2 separate regions of the Homo sapiens genome follow, and region 1 is linked to region 2. Evidence: read pairs that join two places in POLR2A ChIA-PET (ENCODE). Cell type or tissue: Panc1. All regions are shown on one strand. Links, peaks and the distances in the headings refer to the core of each region. The heading gives the core; the rest is flanking DNA. Region 1 holds the start of LOC124903956 (a long non-coding RNA gene). Region 2 overlaps KSR1 (kinase suppressor of ras 1).

Region 1 (2,903 bases), core at 124-2,623, 330 kb after region 2:
GGCGTGAGCCACTGTGCCCGGCTGAGCTTGGTTTTTACTGAGCTATTTTATAAATCATCTGGCGCGCTTCAGAAGTCGATTTCAGGGCATCCCCAGACCGACCCAATCAGAACTTCCAGGTGATGTCTTTAATCTGACGACTTTGGGAAATGTGGCTTTAGTCTAGACAAAGAGTTCTCTAATGTAGTTGTTGGCTAAAGTGTTATGCAGGGGCCCCAACCACACTGCAGAACCACGGTCAGTCCAGCAAGTGAGGGAACTGCCTGACAAAGGGGATGGTCCCTGAGTCAGTCTAACCTGTCAGTTTGGTGGGGCTAGGAATGAAGGCGGACCAGTTCTTCCTGTGAGGTGCAAACAAAAACTGGAAAAACAGCAAGACAGACTTATCCAAGTTCTTTCTGGGCGTGGCTGAGGCTGCACCGTCTCAGTCTTTGGCCATTCCTGAAGCCCTCTCAGCAGGGTCCTCTGTCCTTGCCAAGAAGCTAGAAAGAATTAGAAGACAGATGAGTCAGAATGGAAGGTAATGAGGTTTCTGGGCTTCCAGGGGTGCTCACCCAACCCTCAGGGCTTCCCCTACTGCTCTTCCCCTTTCTCACCCCCACCCAGGATTTCTTTCCCCCTGTAAATGAGAACTGCCCCCACTCCCCACCCTCCACTCTGCAGTCAGTGGGAGGATGCATGCAAGAAGCTGTTGGAGCTTGAGGGAAGGGAGGAGTGAGGGAGATGCCCCTGATGCTGGTGTCTTCATTCTCTGAGCTGGATAGGGACTAACCGTGGGGCAGCCTGCTACCAGCAACACTGGTTTTTCTTTTCTTTTTTTTCCTTTTTTTCTGAGACGGGGTCTCGTTGCCCAGGCTGGAGTGCAGTGGTGCGATCTTGGCTCACTGCAACCTCTGCCTCCCAGGTTCAAGCAATTCTCCTGCCTCAGCCCCCCTTAGTAGCTGGGATTACAGGCACACACCACCACGCCCAGCTAATTTTTTTTTGTATTTATAGTTAGAGATGGAGCTTCACCATGTTGGCCAGGCTGGTCTCTGACTCCTGACCTCAGGTGTTCCACCCATCTCGTCCTCCAAAAGTGTTGGGATTACAGGTGTGAGCCACCACTCCTGGCCCAACAGCACTGATTTTGCAGGGCAAAGCATTATTTGTCTTGAGTCAGTCCTATGGCCTACATAAAATGTGGTCCCCTCTGGATTCGCGGCTGACCCTGGCACTTGTAGCTGGAGAAGGCATGCAAACATTGATGATGCACAGTGCTGGCTCTCAGATGGTAACATCGGTCGCCTCCCCATCCCACTTCATTTACTCAACAAACATTGATTTGAGCCCCTGCCATTCTGGGCCTGGGGCCCAGAGGAAGAAAGGCACGACCCCAGACCGTGAGTGTTCTCTGAGAAGCAGACAGAGGCAACGCTGCTGTGAGAAGCAGAGAGAGGGCTGAGACCATCCTGAGGACAGCAAAGAGGGCACTAACCTGGAAGACGGGCGGCAAAGATGTCTGAACTGAGTCTTGAAAAGCCAGCCAAGCTGCTCACCCCAAAAGAAAGTTTATTCTGGCTGAACCAACCAGCCAGAGGGAAGAGACTTCAGGGATTTCAGTGCTAAAATGGAAGTGTTTACAGTCTCCCTTCCCCAGAGACCCTCACGCTTGCACCCCACCCCAATCCCTGGACTCCCACAGTACCTCCCAAGGGAGAATAAGCAGAAAAGACCCCAAGGGGAGGTATTGCTGGAAGCCTGGCAGAGGGAAAAAGCTGCTCAGTCTTCTGATGAAGGGGGGAGTGGGGACGGGAGCTGAGCTCATTCCTGGCTGTTGAACTGTGCTCTGCCAGAGCTGGGCCCTGTTAACCCTACAGTGAGTTAACCCTACAGTGAGTCCTGAGGGCTTGGAGGGAGCTTTCCCTCAAATCTCGGCATCCAGACTGCTTCTGCTCTGCCCACCAGCCCCGCTAATCCTGGCGGCCACTCATTCATTCACTGGTTTGTTGAATTAATAGTGAGGGAGCACCTTCTCCTAGATCCTAAAGATACAGCCATGCACAAAACAAAGACCCCACAGGTCTTTATTCTAGTGGGGGAAGCAGACAGAGAATGATCAAACGAGGAAGGGAGGAAGACAAACAAGAAAGGGAAAGGGCGAAGAGGTGGACCCGTTCATATGGGAGGGAGAGGCTCAGTAATAGCGGGCATGGGGCAGAAGTCTGAAGGAAGGGCAGGGGGCGGGAGGGAGGGGAGAGGAATCCCAGAGGGAGAAAGCAGCACCTGCAAAGGTCCTGAGGCAGGCCTGTCCGCAGAGCCCTGAGGGTGGGCCGAGCAGGAACTCACTGTGCATGGAGACACGCAGAAGGGTTTAAGAGTGCCAGCTCTGAGCTCATGCATGCCTAGCGGCCTGCATTTAGGCAGAATTGCTTCATCTCCCTAAGGCTCAGTGTCCCTGTCTGTAAAATGGGAAGAATGGTGTTACTGCACCATGGCTTTCTATATACTTTTTCTAAATAAATGGCAGTTATTATCAGGATAATTATAAATGCAATGGATACATGTTCAATAGTTAGTATTAGCACTTTCCCAAAGGGGATTTCCAACAAGGTAAGACACTAGATTTTTTTTTTTGGTTTTATAAAAATATCTTAAATTACACTGATAGTAACACATGTTGAGAGTGAGGTATGTGGGCATCAAGTATCAGCAATCACAAATCACACTCACGCCTTCCCCCACTCCTCACAGGTGGGGCTTGCCCCCATTACTCCAGAGCTGCCTTACAGGCACCAAAAGCAAGGCCTGGAGGAGCCAGGAGCTTGGCTGGATCTGAGCAAGACAGTGTCAGAGCCAGAATTAGGCTGCAGTCATCTTTAGAAGGAAGCAGAAAGTTTCTCTTTGAATTGACACTTCCTCCC
Region 2 (2,903 bases), core at 232-2,731:
ACTCCCCTCTTAACACCATTCCCTAGAGGCCAACACAGTGAAGCAAAGAGCCAGACTGGGTCCCCGCAATGCCCCTGACCTCGGACAAGTCCCCGCCCCTCTTTGGGCTTCGGATTTCCCATTTATAAAATGAGTGGTTCTGCCTAGAACAAATCAACGGCTCTCAATCCGGGTTGTGCCCTGGAATTTTCCAGGGACTTTAAAAATGAATCGCAATGCTTGGGCCCCACTTCAGACCGGCCAAATCAGAATTTCTGGAGGTGCGGACCATGAGGGCAGACAGGCGTTGGGGCCCAAAGTCTGGCTAAGGCAGCCCAGGACAGAACAGGTCTGGGGATGTCCAGACCAGAAGGCAGATGTGGCCACAGCACGGCTGTGTTCAGGAGGCCACATTCCTTCCACTGAACTCGAGCCCAGCCCAAACTCACAGCTGTCCCAGGAGACGTCCTCTCCTGTGCCCAGGTCCCTGCCTCCCTCTCCACAAAGCAAATAGGGGCTCACAGTAGGGAGCTGGGCTTGAACTGGAACCTTCAGGATTGGCTTCTTCTCACGTATGCATTGGTAAGCCTGGGATTGAAAGCTTGTTTAGAAAGAAGGTACAGTGGTGGGTGTGGAGGAATAGAGGTCAAAGGGGAGAAAGAGATGAGAGGGGTTCAAGAAAGGGCAATAAGCATTTATTACACATGTCCTGCGTGCCAGGCACTGTCAGATGAACCACAGAGGTCAGCACATGCAATCCTCCTAACAGCCTGAGATGGGAGATAAGGCTGAGAGAGGGCGGGTAACTTGCTCAAGGCCACACAGAACAAGGCCATCTCAACCCACCACCAGCCAGCCCTTGTGTCCACTGCCTTGCATTATGAAGTGAGCCCTTTTTCCCAGGGCAGCGTTTATTTGCCACCACTGGCATCACAGGTCACATATGACTTTCCAGACCCCACACCGCTCTATCCCTGGGCCCAGCTAGGGTGAGCTCTGGCAGTGGGGTTTAAAGCAGCTGCAGGAGGCTCCTCCAAGGAGGTCTCTCCATGTTCCCTTTTAATCCCACTTAGCCTCCACTCCAGTCCTTTGGAGGAGGCTGGCACTTTTCAACTCTGCCTGGGACCAGATATCTAGCTTCCAGCTGCACCCGCTGTCACCACAGCCACCACTTTCTCTCCAGGCCAGCCCACCCTCCTGGAAAGCTTGTCCTGTGGCTGCCTCCTTGCTCTCCCTATCAGCGTGGAAAGGCCCCATTCCTCCTTCTATAAATCCAGAGGTATAATACATAGTGTGAGAATAGGCAAACTTTTTCTGAAAGCCACACAGAGTCTCTTCAGCTTTGTGGGCCACATGGTCTCTGTCGAAACTGCTCCACTCTGCTGCTGTGGCACCACCAGAGCCACAGACAACACGTACACAAATGGGTGTGGCTGTGCTCCCATAAAATTTAACTATGGATACTGAAACAAATTTCATGTAACTTTTACGGGTCACGAAATATTCTGTTGTTTTTAATTCCTCCCGCCAGTTCAAAATGTAAAAACCATTCTTAGTTCACAAGGCTCTACAAAAAATAGTGCTGGGCTAGATTTGGCCCAAGGGCCAGAGTTTGGCAACCCCCAAACACATAGCAATGCTGTTGGGCTCCACCTGCTGGTGGCCCTGGGCCTGGCTCCTCCTCCTTTCCCACCTCCCCACCTAACCCCCAGCACACAGTCAGCAGGACAGGCTTGCGGGCACACCCACATCTTGTCACCTTTCTCTGCATCATCAACACACATTTCTAAAACCAGGCTCCTGTGTGAAAATGGCCGGATGTGTCCTGCATTAGAGAAACACACACAGCTACTCCAGCTTTGGGCACTGGTGTGTCCCCCAATTACTCCCAAAATGTAGAGAGGAGATGGGAAGGCTTCTACAGAGTGGGTTTCCCTACTCCCAGGATGTTTTGTAACATTTTACAAAATGCGTGATTGTAAAATTTTAATTCTTTTTAAAAAAAGAAACAGTATTATCCACAAGATCCCACACTAGAACTTGAGTCAAAATGAATACATTAAATTTTTTAAATGTTTAAAGAACATTCAAAAGGAAAAGTGGGTCAGGATGGAACGTGGGAGGGTGAGCCACAGCCAAAAAGCTGCGTTAACCTTGGGTGACACTTGACTTCTAGGGGACTGGCAAATGAGAAAGTCCCGCCCTGCACAAAATAGGGCTATGTGCAGGGGCTAAAGCTGAGGGCCTGGGATCAGAGGCCCTTTCAGGGATGGCAGCTGGCTGAGGATGGGGCTACAGAGGAGGGTAGGGACAGGACGTGCCCCTCAACAGGGACACTATTCCTCTACGGAAGGCAGAGCCCTGACAGCAGGCCTCAGCTGGGACTGTTGCCGGCAAACTGGGATGCGGTAATCCTATGAGGAGGGTGCAGGGTGCTAGGTGTGGCTAGAGATGTAACTCCCCATGGGGGACCCCAGCTCTCCTGGGGGTCAAGGCACTGACAGAACTAAACAGGGGTTCCTGGGTGTGGCCATGTCCCCGGCATCTTTACTGCTCCCCCTCCCCATTCTCCCCTGCTCGGACACACCATTGAAAAAGAGAATGGTCAGACGAGTCCCCTCCTCCTCCACATGCACAGGGCAAGAGCTCGGAATTCAGCCAGTGAGGGCCCTGGTGCCAGAGGGCGTCCAGACTATCAAATAGGCCTCGGGCACCAGCCTTGGAGTCTGGTGGGTCCCTTGTGGGGCCAGAAGCCAAATCACAGATGCCGTCCACCAGAGGGACATGTCCCAGTGTTTAGCACGTGAGGTCTGTCCTTTGGGGTGGTCTGTCCATTCAGATGGGAGATGAGCCAGGCCACAGCAAGTGAGCCCAGAGCTGGAGACAGAAGAACCAGGCTCCTCCGCCTAGGAACAAGAGCTGTC

The links. ChIA-PET counts read pairs that join two places held together with the same protein. Peaks named below come from ENCODE experiments on the same cell type or tissue, not always from the same donor. Only the 100,000 strongest peaks of a DNase experiment are listed, where the experiment ranks them.
Region 1: POLR2A ChIA-PET joins it to region 2 with 10 read pairs; 2 of 35 experiments call an interaction of 5 or more read pairs at or near these places.

What each region holds. Positions count from the first base shown.
Region 1 is chr17:27,239,230-27,242,132 of GRCh38, reverse strand. It overlaps LOC124903956 (a long non-coding RNA gene), which reads left to right and starts at 424. Exons shown (of 2, transcript XR_007065676.1): 1 at 424-520. In Panc1, for the core only: no CTCF peak of the experiment used is centred there; no DNase peak of the experiment used is centred there.
Region 2 is chr17:27,568,207-27,571,109 of GRCh38, reverse strand. All of the region lies in intron 2 of KSR1 (kinase suppressor of ras 1), which reads right to left. Among named protein-coding and RNA genes, the nearest start is that of LGALS9, 62 kb to the left of the region's middle. RefSeq lists an enhancer at 555-1,315. In Panc1, for the core only: CTCF peaks have their summits at 1,420 and 1,631 (motif pointing left); a DNase peak (open chromatin) is centred at 1,679.